2 separate regions of the Homo sapiens genome follow, and region 2 is linked to region 1. The links are chromatin loops, found by intact Hi-C in ENCODE. Cell type or tissue: gastrocnemius medialis. All regions are shown on one strand. Each heading gives the region's core, and the rest is flanking DNA. Links, peaks and the distances in the headings are about the cores only.

What was found. Peaks named below come from ENCODE experiments on the same cell type or tissue, not always from the same donor. Only the 100,000 strongest peaks of a DNase experiment are listed, where the experiment ranks them.
Region 2: it touches region 1 in a loop (2.6-fold over the local background); 1 of 110 quality-filtered maps calls a loop at or near these places.

Annotation. Positions count from the first base shown.
Region 1 is chr17:51,083,406-51,093,297 of GRCh38, forward strand. The region is part of intron 1 of SPAG9 (sperm associated antigen 9); the gene reads right to left. Among named protein-coding and RNA genes, the nearest start is that of SPAG9, 33 kb to the right of the region's middle. In gastrocnemius medialis, for the core only: no CTCF peak of the experiment used is centred there; a DNase peak (open chromatin) is centred at 5,660; H3K27ac peaks cover 2,234 bases.
Region 2 is chr17:51,013,446-51,023,521 of GRCh38, forward strand. SPAG9 (sperm associated antigen 9) reads right to left here. Exons shown (of 30, transcript NM_001130528.3): 7 at 7,713-7,920; 8 at 6,714-6,813; 9 at 787-908. Among named protein-coding and RNA genes, the nearest start is that of SPAG9, 100 kb to the right of the region's middle. In gastrocnemius medialis, for the core only: no CTCF peak of the experiment used is centred there; no DNase peak of the experiment used is centred there; H3K27ac peaks cover 231 bases.

The DNA.
Region 1 (9,892 bases), core at 1,893-9,892:
TGTATATTTTTGGTAGAGACGGGGTTTCACCATGTTGGCCGGGCCAGTCTCGAACTCCTGACCTCAAGTGATCCACCCACCTCGGCCTCCCAAAGTGCTGGAATTACAAGCGTGAGCCACCACACACAGCCTCTTTATTTTATTTATTTATTTATTTATTTATTTATTTATTTATTTAAGATGTAGGTCTCACTATGTTGTCAGGCTGGTCTACAACTGCTGAACTGCTGGCCTCAGACTCCTGGGCTCAAGCAACCCTCCTGCCTCAGCCTCCAGAGTAGCTGGAACTACATGTGTGAGCCACCATGTTTAACTTTCCTGATCTTTGAAGCCTGAAAACTACAAACCCTATAACATTGGTTCTTAATCATTAGGGGGTCCAAAGACCAATTTGGAAATTTGATCCATCTATGAACCATATTTCCCCAGAAAAAACGCCCCCGCCCATGTCAAATGCCACCTATTTTTCTCAGAGGGCTTAGAGACACTGTAGTTCCTTCCACAAACCCCAAGTTTAGCACCTCTTCGCTATACTTTTCTATGAAAACATTTCATATTTGTGGGACTTCTGGGGAAATCAAGTCACTGTTTATTTTTCAGAATATTCAAGATGACCATATATAGGAAAAGTAAAGGTTACAGTAAATATAGGAAAAGAGGCAAACTAATAAATCATTCATTCATTCAAGAAACATCTACTGACTACTTACTATGTACCAGGCACAGGGAACATGACTATGAGTATCCAACTAGCCCTGCCTTCCAAGTGTTCATTGGCTAGAACTGAATGCAAGCAGATGATGTAAGGTTACGTTAAATAGAAAAGCAGAAACTATGAAGTCTGAGTAAGTTATTTCAACATTTTGCCTTGATATATAAGCAAAGACTAAGAATTAATAGGAAAATGTAATTATTTTTTGGCCTGCTTTGAAAATGATGCTCCCTTGGCTAACTTAACTACTATATCTGGGAAAGTAACCAAAAAAAAAATTTTTTTTTTGGAGATGGAGTCTTGCTCTGTCACCCAGGCTGGAGTGCAGTGGTGCCATCTCAGCTAACTGCAACCTCCATCTCCTGGCTTCAAGCAATACTCCTGCCTCCAAGCAATACTCCTGCCTCAGCCTCTGCGTAGCTGGGACTACAGGCATGGGCTACCACGCCCAGCTAATTTTTTTGTATTTTTAGTAGAGACGGGGTTTCACCATGTTGGCCAGGATGGTCTCGAACTCCTGACCTCAAGCGATCTGCCTGTCTTGGCCTCCCAAAGTGCTGGGATTACAGGTGTGAGTCACTGCACCCAGTCCAGAAATTCTTATATTAGGCACCTCTTGTGTTACGGATAAAATGCTGTTTTAAAGAACATACAGCATTATGTTTACCAAGTAACACTTAAGATGCTGTGCTATCAAACTGCTAACAAAAAATTTTACCACTATTTTGCTTTTTATTTATTTATTTTTTTTGAGATGGAGTCTGGCTCTGTTGCCCAGGCTGGAGTGCAGTGGCATGATCTTGGCTCACTGCAGCCTCCACCTCCCAGGTTCAAGCAATTCTCGTGTCTCAGCCTCCCGAGTAGCTAGGATTACAGGCATGAGCCACCATGCCTGGCTAATTTTGGTATTTTTAATAGAGATGTGGTTTCACCTTGTTGGCAAGGCTGGTCTCCAACTCCTGACCTCAGGTGAACCCAGCACTTTGGGAGGCCGAGCTGGGATTACAGGCGTAAGCCACCGCACCCAGCCCAGAAATTCTTATCTTAGGCACCTTTTGTGCTATGGATAAAATACTATTTTAAAAAACATATAGCATTATGAAGATGCTGTGCTACTAAACTGCTACCAAAAATTTTTACCACTATTTTGCTTATTTACAACTCCTTTCTGCCTAATAGGAGACACCTAATAAGGGACACACAGTTTCACATCTGCTTTGTTGCTTAGCGACCAAGTTCAGCTTCAGAAGATGGATACCACAGAATACGACAATTCCAAAAAGACCTACCTTTGTGGAATGATTCAAGCTTCAGAATTTTTCACGTTTTATTATGACTACTGAGGCTTTTTATCTATATCACTTTAAATAAATATGGCAGAGAGAAAAGAGATTTTTTTTTAAGTGATGTGACAGGTCTTGGATTGGCAAGGCTATTATCTCCAAAGAGAAATCTCGTTTCTTTAGTTTCCTTTCACAGGAAAGTACGAGCAATAATAAAAATATTTCAAAGCAAATACATACTTTGAGTCATTTCCTTCAAACAAATTAAAACAGATAAACTTAGAGATTACAAAATGGAATGTTGTCTTTCACAAACGTGTGCACATTTTCTCCTTTCTTGTTCTAAGTAGATCTTAAACTTCTTGGAATCATAAACTCTTTTGAGTATATTGTGAAAACAGATCTTATACCCAGAAAGATAAATAGGTGAAACTCAAAGCTATATACATTTATCAGTGCATCTTCAAGTTCTAAAAGAAATCAAGGAGGATTTTTCCCCATTTATAAACACTATTGAGGTTGATTTTGTAAAAATAATTTTTTATCCTCTTGGAAATCATTTTTTTTTTTTTTTTTTTTTTTTTGAGACAGAGAGTCTCACTCTGTCGCCCAGGCTGGAGTGCAGTGGTGCAATCTCAGCTCACTGCAACCTCCACCTCTTGGGTTCAAGCAGTTCTCGTGCTTCAGCCTCTGGAGTAGCTGAATCACCATAGCTGAATCAGGCATGCATCACCATACTCAGCTAATTTTTGTATTTTTGGTAGAGACAGGGTTTCAGTATGTTGGCTGGGCTGGTCTCAAACTCCTGACCTCAGGTGATCTGCCTGCGTCGGCCTCCCAAAGCGCTGGGATTACAGGTGTGAGCCACCACACCCGGCTGAAAATCCCAATTTTAAATGTGTATTAAGTCTTGGTTTGGAAACGTACAGCTGCCATCCTCATTTAAAATGCTAATCACAGCCATGTGCAGTGGCTCATTCCTGTAATCCTAGCACTTTGGGAGGCCGAGGTGGGCAGACTGCCAGAGCTTAGGAATCTGAGACCAGCCTGAGCAACATGGTGAGACCCCATCTCTACTGAAAACACGATAAAAAAAAAAAAAATTAGCCAGGCATGGTGGCATGCACCTGTAGTCATAGCTACTCGGGAGGCTGAGGCACAAGAATCGCTTGAACCCAGGAGGTGGAGGCTGTAATGAGCCGACATCCCACCACTTCACTCCTGCCTGGGCAATGGAGCAAGACTCTGTCTCCAAAAATTACAGGCTCATGCCTATAATCCCAGCACTTTGGGAGGCCAAGGTGGGTGGTCAGGAGTTCAAGACCAGCCTAGCCAAGATGGTGAAACTCAGTCTCTACTAAAAACACAAAAGTTAGCTGGGCGTGGTGGCAGGTGTGTGTAATCCCAGCTACTTGGGAGGCTGAGGTAGGAAAATTGCTTGAACCCAGGCGGCAGAAGTTGTAGTGAGCTGAGATGGTGCCACTGCACTCCAGCCTGGGTGACAGAGTGAGACTCCGTCTCAAAAAATAAATAAAATAATAAAATAAAAAATAAAATGCTAATCACTAATATGCAACAAAAATAAAAGTTCCTCAGTTCTGATAAGACATCCCTAATAGCTTACACAGGGCACTGAAAGCTGAGTAGGATAAATGTAATACTAACTTTCAAAGAATAATCAAGAATCAAGAAAAAGTAACAAGTGACTGGAAGTTTCTAAATTGCTATCCAAGAAAAATATCCATCAAATAGTCTAGTTTTGGGCCACTGTTTTGAGAAATATCCCTGACAATATAGGTAACCTCATAAACAGAAGTTGCTGTAGGGTAGAATAGCTCAGAAAGCAGAACACTCATAATTACAAAAATACTTCAGAAATGGCATAGCTCTATATAGCAATTAGCAATCATGTGAAAGTGGGAAACATTGATATAAGAATTTATGAATGAGAAAACAGGAATAGAAACAGAGACGGTGTCATGAAATTCAAACAGATGCCAAAATACAGCTCTTGGCAGAAAAAGGTTTGGATTCGTGGTCCTAGTAAGAGTCCTCTTTTTTCCTGGATGAAGGCTGGAGGTATAGCATAAGGGAAGTAATGAGAATAGTTTCTTTGTCTCTATACCTAACCTTTTCATACTATCAACAAAATACTTGGGCAATGAGTGGCATGGGTTACACTAAAAAGAAAGTTCTCAGGGCTTTCTGCTTCCCTTCTACATTCAGAGATCTTAGTTGGGCTGGTAGCACATGAGTTCTGCTGAACCTCATTACTAGGTTTGTATAGTACAAGCATGGCTGACCTTCTTTATTGTTTAATTTAATTTTTAATTTTCATTTACTTATTTTTTAGAGATGAGGTGTTGTTCTGTCATCCAGGCTGGAAGTGAAGTGGTACAATCATGGCTCACTGCAGCCTCGACTTCCTGGGCTCAAGCGATCCTCCCACCTCAGCCTTCTGAGTAGCTGGGACTACAGGCATGTGCCACTATACCCAGCTAAATTTTTTTTATTTCTTATTTTTAGTAGAGACAAGGTCTCACCATGTTGCCCAGCCTGGTCTCGAATTCCTGAGCTCAAGCGATCCTCCTGCCTCAGCCTCCCAAAGTGCTGGGATTATAGGCATGAGCGACCATGCCTGGCCCTGACCCTCTTTTTAAAGTCTTCTTGATTTACTTCAAAGAAACATGTCTGCCTTCTACTTCTATAATTTCCACTTAACACACTAACTGAGATAACAAAAATAGGAAACATCCCAGTCCGTCACTCTGTAGTCAAAGAAAAACTTGTCATAGTTAAGAGACTAGGAAAAAGCTGTTGTAATAGTTAAGCCACACACCTATTCACAATGCCTATTCTCCAAATGCTAGGCAGTTAGGCAGCATGATGATATTTACTACAAACTAGGTAATGTCATTCATAGGACTTATTCTTAGATAAAATAACATGTTAAATATAAAACTAAAACTCTTTGCCCACCCATCCAATAGGAGTACTCACTGTATGAGAGCCATCAAAGACGTATCATAAACATTTACAGTGTAACACGCTAAGTGCTATAATGAAAGCAGAGAGGAAGAAGTGACTAAATCTGCTTTAAAAAAGGGAAGTCAAGGCTGGACACAGTGGCTCACACCTGTAATCTCAGTACTTTGGGAGGCCAAGGTGGGCAGATCACGAGATCAGGAGATCGAGACCAACCTGGCTAACACGGTGAAACCTCGTCTCTACTAAAAATACAAAAAAAATTAGGCGGACTTGGTGGCGGGCGCCTGTAGTCCCAGCTACTCAGGAGGCTGAGGTAGGAGAATGGCATGAACTTGGTCGGCAGAGCTTGCAGTGAGCCGAGATCGTGCCACTGCACTCCAGCCTGGGCAACACAGTGAGACTCCGTCTCAAAAAAAAAAATGGGAGGTGGGCACAGTTGCTCACGCCTGTAATCCCAGCACTTTGGGAGGCCGAGGCAGGTGGGTCATGTGGTCAAGAGATGGAGACCACTCTGGCCAACATGGTGCAACCCCGCATCTACTAAAAATACTAAAATTAGCCAGGCGAGGTGGCACCCGCCTGTAGTCCCAGCTACTCGGAAGGCTGAGGCAGGAGAATCACTTGAACCTGGTAGGCAGGGGTTGCGGTGAGCGAGATTGCGCCACTGCACTCCAGCTTGAGCAACAGAGGGAGATTCTGTCTCAAAAACAAAACAAAACAAAACACACACACACAAAAAAAAAACAGAAGTTGGGCCAGGCACGGTGGCTCATGCCTGTAATCCTAGCACTTTGGGAGGCCGAGGCAGGTGGACCACCTGAGGTCAGGAGTTCGAGACCAGCCTAGCCAACATGGTAAAGCCCTGTCTCTACTAAAAATACAAAAATTAGCTGAGCCTGGTGGTGGGCACCTGTAATCCCAGCTACTTGGAAGGCTGAGGCAGGAGAATCACTTGAACCCAAGAGGTAGAGGTTGCACTGAGGTGAGACTGTGCCATTGCACTCCAGCCTGGGCAACAAGAGTGAAACTCTGTCTCAAAAAAACAAAAAAACAAACAAACAAAAAAGAAGTCGACAGGTGCACCGAAATCTCGGAAATCACCACTAAAGAACTTATCCATGTAACCAAAAACTACCTGTTCCCCAAAAAATATTGAAATAAAATTATATATATATAATTATAATATATATGTGTATATCTACTTATTATATGTATATATATACACTTTATTTTATATATATATATATATATATATATATATATATATATATATATACACATACACACACACACTTTCTTTTTTTTGATATGGAGTCTCGCTCTGTGACCCAGGCTGGAGTGCAGTGGCATGATCTTGGCTCCCTGCAACCTCTGCCTACCAGATTCAAGCAATTCTCCCTGCCTCAGCCTCACGAGTGGCTGGGATTACAGGCACCCACCACCATGCCCAGCTAATTTTTTGTATTTTTAGTAGAGACAAGGTTTCACCATGTTGGCCAGGCTGGTCTCGAACTCCTGACCTCAGGTGATCCACCTGCCTTAGCCTCCCAAAGTGCTGGATTACAGGCGTGAGCCACCGTGCCCGGCCATATATACTATTTTTTTAAAAAAGAGAGAAGTCATTTTAGCTTACTCTAAAAGGAATGGTTTGCCTAAAACCTTTACTGAGATAAAGACATTCCAGGCAGAGGTCACAGCACATGCAAACGTCTAAAGATCATGGCATGCCCAGGTAACTACAATTCACCATTAAATTTTGAGTCGATGTAAAGGTAAACTATAAACTAAAGAATAAGTTGAGAATCTCTCTGATTCACAAAGCGAGTAAAAAAGACAAGTAAGATTCCACTTGGCCAGGTGCGGTGGCTCAAGCCTGTAATCCCAGCATTTTTGGGAGGCCGAGGCAAGCAGATCATGAGGTCAGGAATTCAAGACCAGCCTGGCCAACATGGCAAAACCCCATCTCTACTAAAAATACAAAAATTAGCCAGGTGTGGTGGCAGATGCCTGTAATCCCAGGTACTGGGGAGGCTGAGACAGGAGAATTGCTTGAACCTGGGAGGCAGAGGTTGCAGTGAGCCGAGTCCAGCCTGGGCAACAGAGCAAGACTCCATCTCAAAAAAAAAGATTACATTCATCCATCTTTTCAAAACACAACTTGAGCCCCTATTGTTTTAAATATTCCAAGGTACTGGGAAATGTAGTAAGTTACAAGAGAGCCCTATGTTCTATTGATTGAAATTTAACAGAAGATGAAAGGTCTTAATCATGGGTAATTACATTTTATAAAAAAGATCGATTTACAAAAGATCTTGCATAATTCAACAGTCACCTAATTGAGGTTAAGGCTGATAAGAGATGGCTGATATTTCTGTTACTGCCTAGGTAATACCAACATAGGATAACAGCACAACATTGGTTTACAGCTCAGTCAGGCTTTCATATAACATGATTTCTGAAGACTTTCTGAAATGAGAAGGTAACATTTCAAACTCTGAATATGAAATGAAACTTTTAAAAATCACATAGTTCAAGTCTGCATATAATGTAACCACACTGAAATTACATATGTGAACAAGAAAAAGCACAGGCCAGGCACGGTGGCTCATGCTTGTATAATCCCAGCACTTTGGGAGGCCAAGGAGGGCTCATCACTCAAGCTCAGGAGTTCGACACCAGCCTGGGCAATATGACTCTGTCTCCACGAAACCCTGTCTCCACGAAAAATATGAAAATTAGCCTGGTGTAGTGGTGTGCATCTGTAGTCCCAGCTACTCAAAGGCTGAGGTGGGAGGGGATCACCAAGCCCAGGAGGCAGAGGTTGCAGTGAGCTGAGAGTGAGCCACTGCACTCCAGCCTGAGCGACGGATCAAGACCCTGTATACAAAAAAAAAAAAAAAAAAGGAAATGAATGCTCATAAAAAGTCTAGGATAGTCATTAATGATTTAATGTGACTTAATTGCTTGCCAGTGGCATGACTTTATAAGTTGGTCACCCTCTACTACGCTTGGCAAACCTTAGAATAACCACGATAGGGTTAGGCCAACAGCAAAATCGTGGCAGGAGAAGCGCAGCAGTTTTTTTTGTTTGTTTTTCTGTTTTTTTGTTGTTGTTGTTGTTGTTTGCATATTATAAAACCACATTAGCCCTGGAAATTCCAGAGAGTCCCCTCAGCACAAGCATTTGTCAGATCACTCAGGTATGTTGGTATGAAACGCACATACTCCTCCCCTTTTCTGTTTTTCTCACACACATACCCACTTTTTTTTAAGGACTAGGGGGATTAAGGGCCTGTGAATGAGCTTTTTCAGCAGGTATAATAACACATCTTCACTAAATACCCCTCTTCCCTTTCAATAACTAATAGGCCAGCAACAACATTAAAGTGACTTCAGACAACTCTCCTGGGAGCAACTAGACACCGTTAAAAAAAAAAAAATCAGTGGACAATACAGACTTATGTCAGGATCTAAAAAGAGTAAGCTTTGTGATGAAGCAAAATGCTTTTAAGTCCAGATGGCTTATAGGGACTGTTTCGCCCCACTGTTCTGGGGAAAAACAAATGAATACTTTGAAAAGACAAGCTCCCAAAGTTAAAAAAAAAAAAAAAAAAAATTCCCTAAAGGTTGTTGCTTGTTGGAGTAAAGATGCAGAAGAAAAAAGAAAGAAAAGAAAAAGAATAGCCATTTAAATACTTTGACTATAGTACTTGTCTAAAAAATAGTATCAAATAAAGGGCTGGCTTATTAAGTGTCCATCAAGATATTATATTAATTAGTTAAATGTAATTGTTTTTAAATGTAATTTCTTTTAAGAAATAAGACAGGATTGAAGACCATATTAAATAACACTCAAGGGATATAATCCCTTCCAAGTCCAAAATGTGGAAAATTTTTTAACACAAATGATTTGGTTTCTTCTACAATAAATGTCAAGTGGGGAAAAAAAGAAAAAAAGAACCATTATATAAAGAGGAACTTGAGACATATTGAACCAAGTATAAATGTATAGACTCTCTTGTTTAGATACTGATTGAAAACAACCAACTACAAAACTACATTTAAGAGACAATTAGGGAAATATGAACACTTATTAAGTATTAAATATTATTAAAGAGTAATTGTTTATAAGTTTTAGATGTGTTAATGGTGTTGTGGTTATATTTGTTAAACAGCCCTATCTCCTAAAGATACAATGATATAGTCTTTGGTCTGCCTTAATATTATGGTGAAAAATTGGTTTGGCCAGGCACAGTGGCTCACGCCTGTAATCTCAGTGCTTTGGGAGGCAAAGGTGGGAAGATCACTTGAGGCCGAGAGTTTGAGAACAGCCTGGGGAACATAGAGAGACCCTTGTCTCTACAAAAAAAAAAAAAAAAGAAAAAAAGAAAAAGAAAAATTTAGCTGGACGTGGTGGCAGACACCTGTAGTTCTAGCTACTCAGGAAGCTAAACTGGGAGGATTGCTTTAGCCCAGGAGTTCTAAGCTGCAGTGAGCTATGATCACACCACTGCACGCCTGCCTGGGCTACAGAGCAAGCAAATGTCTCTTAAAAAATTTTTTTTTCTAAAGAAAAAATATTGGCATTTTGTTGGTAACTGCTGAAGTTGAATGATGGGTATATGGGAGTTCAAATATATTCTACTATTCTCGGTAATCATCAATGTTTAGATATTTCTGTAAAAAAAAAAAAAAAAAAAAGTTGGCCAGGCATAGTGGCTCATGCTTGTAATCCCAGCACTTTGGGAGGCTGAGGTGGACAGATTGCTTGAGCTCAGGAGTTCGAGACAAGCCTAGGCAAAATAGCAAAACCCTCTTTTTAAAAAAAACAAAAAAATGAAAATAAATTATTGGAATAAAAGTATCAGTGGTGTTTAATATGAAAAAAGTTTGTCCTGCCATTAAAAAG
Region 2 (10,076 bases), core at 925-8,924, 71 kb before region 1:
TACTCAACTCTGCTGTTGGTAGGCAAAGGCAACCACAGACAATAAGTAAATGGTGGTGTCTGTGTTCCAATAAAACTTTATTTACACACGCACACAAGGGGTCAGCTGGATTTGGCCCATAAGCGGCAGTTTGCCAGATTCCTGAACTAGGGTCCAGCTCCTTCATTTTACACACAAAGAAATTAAGGTCCAAAAAGGTTAAGACACTTGGCAAAGGTCAGCAGGCAAATAGTCTAAGAGCCAAATGCAATATTCTTTTCAGACCATGTATTCTTCTAGAACACAAACTTTAAAATGATTATATTTACCATAGGGCTAAAACATAATATACTCTGAGAAAACTTAGAAAAATCAAGTGTTATAATTTCTTATTTAATTAAAGTCAACAGAATATAATGAAATTTATGTAAGCCAGGGGATAACTAGGCATCAATCCATACACACACACATACACATACACACACACACACACATACACACACACACATCACCATGTTCTTATGTGTAGTTATCTGTTTTGAAATATAGCAGGAGTTCAATAAATTGTGTTGTATGAATTCAAAACATGAATTTAAATGCAATTCAGTTTTAAGCATACCCATATGCAAAGGTGCTTTCATTTAAAACTTTCATGATCACAAAGAATATGTTCCCAATAATTACCTAAAAGGGCAATAACCCTGTATCACTGAGCAGTTGGGGACATTTTAAAGGACTTTTCAATTAAATCATTTAAAAAATCAATTTTAAAAACAGTATGATATTTCTTCAGATGAGCTATCATACCTAGTAAATCTGCTCCTTCATCCACATCTCCTATTAGGCCTGAGCCAGCTGAAGACAGTTCTTCAAAGAGAGATTCTGTATTGCGATCAAAAGCTTTGTTCTCTATGCCTTTGGTGGGAGTGCTATGCAACAAGAACAACAAAACCAAATCAACAAATGACAAAGACTTTTTTGACGCTGTAAAATGAATACAATAGGCTAAGCTACATAGGACTTTCTTACCTATAATTTACGTTTACTAGAAAATATAACTTAAAAAGATTTCTCAAAGGCTTCCTAAGAAATTCTCACTAAGCTCCATGGAAATAGCTGGTGAAGAAATTATAGAATGTTTTTGTTGTGTGATCCCAGCAAACACAAGCAATAATGGCAGCTCCTCTGCTCTATACCAGGTGCTGGTCTCAGTGCTTCCCATAGATTACCTATGTCACAAGAAGGCAATTATGTATGTAAAAGCTGGTTAGAGTAGCATTTCTCACAGTGGCAAAAACTGAAATGACCTAAATGACTGTTAACAGGGGACAGATGAGGTAAGTTATACACATACAAAATTAAAATTTTTACCTTTAAGGTTAAAAACATAAATAGAGCTTTATAAACTAAAGAAACCCATGATACAAAGGTTTTTTTTTTTAATCAAGTTGCAAAACAGTGTATATACTATATGCCCTATTTTGCAGGGGTGTATAGGGGAATGGGGAAGTGTATATGTTTGTGCCTGAATACTATTATTAATAGAAAAAACTCTGTAGACCATTTCCAGCTAAATATGGTGGAGAGAACATAGTCATTTATCACCTAATAACTCAGAAGCTCAACTAAAATGAAAGTTAAGAAATTAAAAAGGTATACACCCAAAAGGACAAAGAGAATAGAAAAAGAAACTATAGCAGATGAAATGTGAACAAAATTCTGTAAGATGGAAAACAGATGGGCAAACAGTAGAAAGTGATTCAATAGACCAGAGAAAGCTGAAACCTAAGCCACTGGGGTTTAGGGAGGAGGTCAATATGCTGCCAGAACCCCTGAAAGGCCTAGGACTTGAAGGTACCAGCAACCACAGGGAGGGCATGCAGGGAGGAACATGAAACAGAAGGACAGGATTAAAAAAACTGTACAAAAGGCGGTACAGGACCTAGACACAATCCTCCAGAACAGTGAGACCTCCCTTCTCTTGGCACAGCTCCCTAATAATGGAAGCCAAGTTTAAATGTTATAGGCAGGAAAGTGGAGAATCAGCATTATTTACTTAAGTATGAATAAAACAGCCACAGAGTACCAGATGTCTAAAGAAGGCCTCTATTATAAAAGAAAGGGCCCAAAACAAAGAGGATGTGACAGAGACACTAAGAGCAAAAAAAGACAATGCAGGCAGCAGCAACAACAAAAAAACAAAGCACTTAATTTTCTTCAGAATAAATGTTGCATTCGTAAAATAGCAAGATGGTATAAAAAGTACCAACCAATAAAAAGAATTTGGAAAAAAAAAAAGAATGAGGGTTTAAAAAAAAATCTGCCAGCAATTAGTATAAAATAAAAGAGATAGGAAAGAGGGGAGAAAATAAATTATGACAGTCACTCCAGGATGTTCAATGCATACCTAAGAGGTGTTCCAGAACGAGAGCAGAAGAAACAACAATAAGAAGAAAGAGATAAAATTTCCCAGGACTGGAAGATAGGAATGTTCAGATGAAAAGACTTACTTCATATAAGAAGATACAAAAAAGACACCTACACCAAGCACAGTATCATTAATTTTTAAAAAATCAAGAAAGTGACAATCTTAAAAGATTTCAGAAAGTATATAAAAATGAGCAAGAACTCAAATAACAACACCCTGAACTCAGCATGAAAATGAAGTAATGTCTTTGCAATTCTGATGGAAAAAAAATCTCCCAACCCATATAGTTCTTTATCTAGCCAAACTATCAAGTATGTCTTCTTAGGAAATTTGTAACATTCAAGTTCATAGTGCTCAAAAAAAAAAAATTTACTTGTCATGCACCCTTTGCCAGGAAACCTAGTAAGGATATGTTCCGTCAAAACAAAGGCATAAATCAAGAAGCAGGATGATGTGGCATCCAGGAAACAAAAGATACAACAGAGGAGAAAGGTGAAAAGAATTCCAGGGATGATAGTGAGGGCATATTCCAGAACCAGAACAAATATGACAGCAGTCTCAATTGGAGAATGGGAATAGGAGGCTGCAGGAGAGTAAGCCCTAGGAAACAGGCAGGTTTTGTGTTTGGTCATATTGGGGACTTTTACATTTATGAATTGCATAGTGTCTGCCAGTGATTTAGTAACAGGTCCACAGAAACATAAGGAAAAGAAACAAAATAACCCAAGGCTTTATTAATTTCAGAAGAACAAAAAGTTGTAAAAGAAATGAAATGGGCCGTAGCAGTGGCTCACGCCTGTAATCCCAGCACTGGGAGGCCAAGGCGGGTGGATCATGAGGTCGGGAGTTTGAGACCAGCCTGACCAACATGGTGAAACCCCGTCTCTACTAAAAATACAAAAATTAGCCAGGCATGGTGGCTCACGCCTGTAATCCCAATTAGGATGCTGAGGCAGGAGAATTGCTTGAACCTGAGAGGCAGAGGTTGCAGTGAGCCGAGATCACACCACTGCACTCCAGCCTGGGCGACAAAGCGAGACTCCGTCTCGGAGGAGGGAAAAAAATAAAAAAATAAATGAAATGTAATTATACTGTATTCTGTGGCTAAGTAGAATTACAGATTAATTTTATATAGTCATACTGATATAAATAATGAATTTAACTAACAGAATTTGAAATATATAATATTAGGAGGATGAAAGGATGGTGGTTTAGGCATTATATCCTCATCTACTACAGAAAGCCAACAGCTAGCATCACAGCCTTTTTCAACCAGGGTTCCGTATTTGATCTACAAAATACAGAAAAGGATTTAAGTGAGTATTTTTTCCATTCTCCCAAGGTAAGTACATACCTAGAATCCTATTCTAGACGCACAGGAGCATAGCTAATTCATTATATACAAGAGATGCCTTAGGGCATTAGGACTACATTTTCTCACAGAATCTCAGCTGAAAAAGGGAGGGATGAAGGAGGGGCAGGACGAACATGTTATTTTAGATACCTGAAGACAAACAGCATAAGAGAGAGCTAAGAAGTGATAGAGTTGTGCACCCTTTACCCAGAAAGCTAGTAAGGATATGCTCTGTCAAAACAAAGGCATAAATCAAGAAGCAGGGTGATGTAGGATCCAGGAAGAAGAGTGGCGACAGAATGAGAACCTGTCTGAGAGAGAGAGAGAGAGAGAGAGAGAGAGAGACAGAGGGTTCTGGATTTGAATCCCAAGTCCACCTCTTGCTAGCTTGGTAATCTGGGACAAGCTACTTTGAACAAGTTCTAAGTCTCTTTATTTATAAAATAAGGATAAAAAGATCTACCTCATAAGGTTGTAATTAGGATCAAATTATATAAAATCATGATGAAAACAATATTACTTAACATTTATTGAATGGGGCATTTTGCAATGATTTATCATATATTGATTCATTTAATCCTCACAACCATCTGAGGTATTAACACAAAGCTGTTTTATAAATGAGAAAACATACCTAAGATTCAAATCCAAGACAGGATTTGAACCCATGCAGTCTTACTCTAGGGTCTATGCTTTTAACCGCTACAGAGTACTGACTGCACAATGCTTAACAGAGATCAATAAATGGCTTGTATTTTTATAGTCATTAATTAATTAAAGGATCAACTTTATGGAAGAAATGAAAAGAAAGGCAGTAGCTCCTGTCTGACATTCTTGAGCATCAATGTATTTTGGATAATCCTGATTAAGATGATATCTAATCTCCCAGCACTTTGGGAGGCTGAGGCAGGCGGATCACTGGTGCTCAGGAGTTCAAAGTTCAAGACCAGTCTGGCCAACATGGTAAAACCCCATCTCTACTAAAAATACAAAAAGTAGCCCAGTGTGTGCCTGCAGTCCCAGCTACTTGGGAGGCTGAGGTGAGAGAATCGCTTGAACCCGGGGGAGGGGGTGGGGGTGGGAGTGGGGTGAAGGTTGCAGTGAGCTGAGATAGCACCACTGCATCCAGCCTAGGCGACAGAGCAAGACTGCATCTCAAAAAAAAAAAGATGAGATCTAACTATTTTCTTCCTACCACTAAACAGCCTTCCCATGTAAAATGATACCAAAATGAGACTAATTTCTTCCAATAATGAGATTACACTTCTCAAGATGGAAGTACATTCTCTCTTCCTGATCTGGTGGAAGGTACAAAAGTTTGTTCAAACTTTTTTGTTTTGTTTTTTAAATCACATTTATTTAGCATATGTACACATAAAAAAGAAATCACCTTCTGAACCCACCCAGCAGCAGGAAACATGCACAAACTCCAGGTAAGTGCTAGGGGGAGGGGCCCTGGACCCAAGTTAGTGTCCGGGACAATGCAATCTTGTGAGTAACAAGCCCCAGTCAGGAGGGGGCTGGACTGAAGTGTCCGGCAGGCTGGAGTACCCGGCTGCTGGCCCTAAAATAAGCATGCTCCATAGCCAACGGTGTGTTTCATGCCCTCAAAGTAGCACCGCTGCCAGCCCTGCCATGTCCACTCTGTTACTTCCTTCACTCCCGCTTCTTGGTTTTTTCAAGTTACAGAAAGTATGGGATATGTCTTGGCTGTCTTTTTTCCCCTATCTGCTATAGTTTGAATGTGTCCCCTATAAAATTCAGCTGTTGCCAATGTGATAGTATTAAGATGGGGCCTTCAAGAGGTGATTAGGCCATAAGGGCTTCTCCCTTATAAACAGGATTGGGGTCCTTATAGAATAATGAGGCTTTATCCAGTGTTCAGGGCTCACTTGTCCTTCTTCTATGTGAAGACACAGAGTTCCTCCCCTCCAGAGGATGCAGCAACAAGGCACCAACTTGAAAGCAAAGAGCAGCCCTCACCAGACACCTGACCCTGCCAGCACCTTGATCTTGGCCTTCCTAGCCTCCAGAACTGTGAGAAAATTAATTTCTGTTCTTTATAAATTGGCCAGGTGCAGTGGCTCATGCCTGTAATCTCAGCACTTTGGGAGGCCGAGGCAGGCTGATCACCTCAGGAGTTTGACACCAGCCTGGCCAACATGGCAAAACCCCGTCTCTACTAAAAATACAAAAAAAAATTAGCTAGGCATGGTGGTGGGTGCCTGTAATCCCAGCTACTCGGGAAGCTGAGGCAGGAGAATCACCTGACCCTGGGAGGCAGAGGTTGCAGTGAGCTGAGATTGCACCACTGCACTCCAGCCTGGGCTACAGAGCGAGACTCCATCTCAAAAAAATAAACAAGGCTGGGCGCAGTGGCTCACGACTGTAATCCCAGGACTTTGGGAGGCCGAGGCGGGTGGATCACCTGAGGTTGGGAGTTCGAGACCAGCCTGACCAACATGGAGAAACCCCGTCTCTACTAAAAATACAAAATAAGCCAGGCGTGGTGGCACATGTCTGTAATCCCAGCAACTAGGGAGGCTGAGGGAGGAGAATTGCTTGAACCTGGGAGGCGGAGGTTGCGGTGAGCCGAGATCGCACCATTGCACTCCAGCCTGGGCAACAAGAGCGAAACTCTGTCTCAAAAAAATAAACAAATAAATAAATATATAAATTACCCACTCTGGTATTTTGCTATAGCAGTACAAAATAGACTAAGACACCATCCTTCCTGCTCATACACCTAATTTGTGATCCTGCAAAGATAACATTTAACAAAAAATTTAAACCATGTACAGTGTCCAGTTTCAAGAATAGGAATTAGAATATAATACTAACATTTCTTCAACAAAACATCTGAATCCATTTTGTCCAGAGACTGGAGAACAGTGTTTATGGGAGTTGGGGGTGGGGGGCGCAGAATATGTCTTCATCTAACATTTATGTTACCTTGAACCTTTATATCCACTGAGATCTTTGTCCATATCCAGCTCAGGAGTAGATTCGATGATTGCTTGAACTTCTGACTTTTCTTCATTTTCAGCAGAGCCTTAAAAAAGGACATGATGAAATAAACAATACATATATTACACAGTACCCCAATATAAAAATCCTGTTGTTTTTATGGGTGTAAAGGTATCATTTGAACATTTTTTTAAAATGTGCAAGACTGGATTTTAGGAAATACAGCATTATACAATATATCACATATTCAGTTAACAGATTGTATCAAAAACTAATAAGCAACCAAAGAAAGTTTTCCCTTGTGTTTCGTGGAACACACAGTACAATGTATCCAAGGCCCTGCTTTCATTCTTATTTAAAAGATGGAATTTAAAGGAACTAAAGACAAAGACTAAACTAAGATAGGGGACAGAAAAGAACTGTCCTCCCGTCTTTTGGGTTCTGTGACCTCCTGGCCCCCAACTCCTGGCCCCAATAGTTTCTCTCCAAGACTATTTAAACATTACCTCTTTTAAGCTTATTTACAATTGAATACAATTAAGTGCAGTCTTATCTCAGTATCCATGGGGGATTGGTTCCAGAACCCACCACAATACCAAAATCCATGGATGCTCAGGTCCCTTATATAAAATGGCATTGTATTTGCATACAACTTATCAATATCCTCCCATATACTTTAAATCATCTCTAGATTACTTATAATACCTAATACAATGTAAATGCTATGTAAATAATTGTCATACTGTACTGTTTAGGGGATAATAAGAAAAAAGTATGTACATGTTTAGTGCAGGCACAGCTATCATTTTTTTTTCAAATATTTTCAATCTACAGATGCAGAACCACAGATATAGAGGGCCAACTATATCTGCCTATTTTATAAATACAAAGCAGGCAACACCCACAAAGACATATTTTCTCATACCCACATTATCCAGGTTTACTGAATACTTTCCTAGTAAGTAAAGAACTAGGGTCACTCACCAGTAGATACATTTCTAGTTTCCTGGGCTACCTGTACTTCAATGTGTTTGCTTATCTCTGATTTATTTGGCGCATCTGTAACCTTCACAAATCCTTCGTTTTCTTCCTTTAAGGGAGTATCAGTAGGAATTGTTGCCACATCTGAATTAGCTGTTGATGCTGGAGTGGTAGCTTTAGATCCGCCTTGGCTAACATCAGAAAGCTCATCCTACAAATAAAAATAATTTAAAATAAAATTTTAAATGACGAATTTACTCTAAACCACATTAAATGGGTTGAGAAATAAATCTACCAAAGAAAGTTCTATTTTTTTTTCCAAAATAAAGGCAATAAAGAGCCACTGATTACCGGTAAGTACTCTCTTTAGACCCTCTGCAAATAATCGGGAAATATTTAAGTAAACTGTATTTTTTCAAATGATATTTTTCTAAACAGAAAATTTGAAAATAAAAGAATTATTAGCAATAAAACTATACATTAATGTCAATATCATTCTTAATGGCAATTGCAATATTGTACAGTCACTTGGTAATAAAGACCTACTTTAGAACATTTAGAACACATACTCTGTAATAGCTGATCTAAAACAGAAGTAGAATAACCAAATTCTTAACCTCGGGTATCTTTGTAAAGTGTGGTATTAAAATATCCTGCATCTAAATCATTTGAAGTGCTTGAAGTGCTTGTTAAAACGCCGTGGCTCACACCTGTAATCCCAACACTTTGGGAGGCCGAGGCAGGCGGATCACGAGGTCAGGAGTTCGAGACCAGCCTGGCCAACATGGTGAAACCCCGTCTCTACTAAAAATACAAAAAGTAGCCAGGCATGGTGGCAGGCACCTATGATCCCAGCTACTTGGGAGGCTGAGGCAGGAGAATTGCTTGAACCTGGGAGGCGGAGGTTGCAGTGAGCTGAGATCACGCCACTGCACTCCCACCTCAGCAACGGAGCTAGACTCCATCTCAAAAAAAAAAAAAAAAAAAAGCGGGGAGAGGGGGCAGATTCCAGCCACGCACATGCCTGTAATCCCAGCTGAGGCGGGAGGATCCCTTGAGCCCAACAAGACCCTGTCTCTTTGAAAAAAGAGAAAAGAGTAGGGAGTAGGGAGGAGTAGACAGAGTCTAAGTCCAACTCCAGACTTAATGCACCAAACTTTGGGCAGTGAGAATAGGTCATCTATATTTTAACAAGCAATCCAGGTGAGTTACATACTCATTGAAATTTGATCACTATTATAGGATCTACAGATAGGTTTCAAGAGGTATATGCAAATTGAAATTGTATGCAAAAATTTGTGTACAATGTATTTCTCTGGGAAAAGAATCATAGCTTTTATCAGATATTCAAAGGGGTTTGCAGCTCCAAAATAATTATAAACAATTGTCCAGTGGCTATCAAAAATGAAGCAGTTCTTTTGGAGCACCCAGGTTTTAAGAAAAGAGAAACTGACAAAAAGTTTACAGCCACCACCACTAATAATAATAATAATAATAATAATAATAACAATAGGCCGGGTGCAGTGGCTCACGCCTGTAATCCCAACACTTTTGGAGGCCGAGGCAGGCGGATCACCTGAGGTCGGGAGTTCAAGACCAGCCTGACAAACATGGAGAAACCCTGTCTCTACTAAAAATACAAAAAATTAGCCGGGCATGGTGGCGCATGCCTGCAATTCCAGCTACTCGGGAGGCTGAGGCAGGAGAAACACTTGAACCCGGGAGGCAGAGGTTGCAGTGAGCTGAGATCGCATCCAGTCTGGGCAACAAGAGTGAAACTCCATCTCAAAATAATAATAATAATAATAATAATAATAATAAATCAGGGTTAGGGTAAATTAAGTGAATTTATCATTCACTAAATGTATGACCTTGGGTAAGTAATGTATTCTTTCTAAACCTTTGTTTTATCATCTGTAAAATATAGATAACAGTATCTACTTCTTAAGATTCTTATTAAGTTATTCTACATTATGGCTTAGCAATGTGTTTCACACATACTAAGAATTTAAAATATTAACTATTATTATAATAGTAACTATTTGTATAATTCTAAATACATAATTATATATTTTTATAATTTATAACTATTATAATAGTAACTATTAGTATAATTATAATACATAATTATATATTTTTATAATTTATTAATTTATAATATTTTAATTATAAATTATATATACTATATATAATTCCCTTAAGGGAGTATCAGCAGGAATTATTGCCACATCGATTTAGCTATTGATGCTGAAGTGGTAGCTTTAGATCCACCTTGGCTAACATCAGAAAGTTCAACCTACAAATAGAAGTAATTTAAAAGAAATTTTAATTGAGTAATTTATTCTAAAGTACTTTAAAAATTGGTTA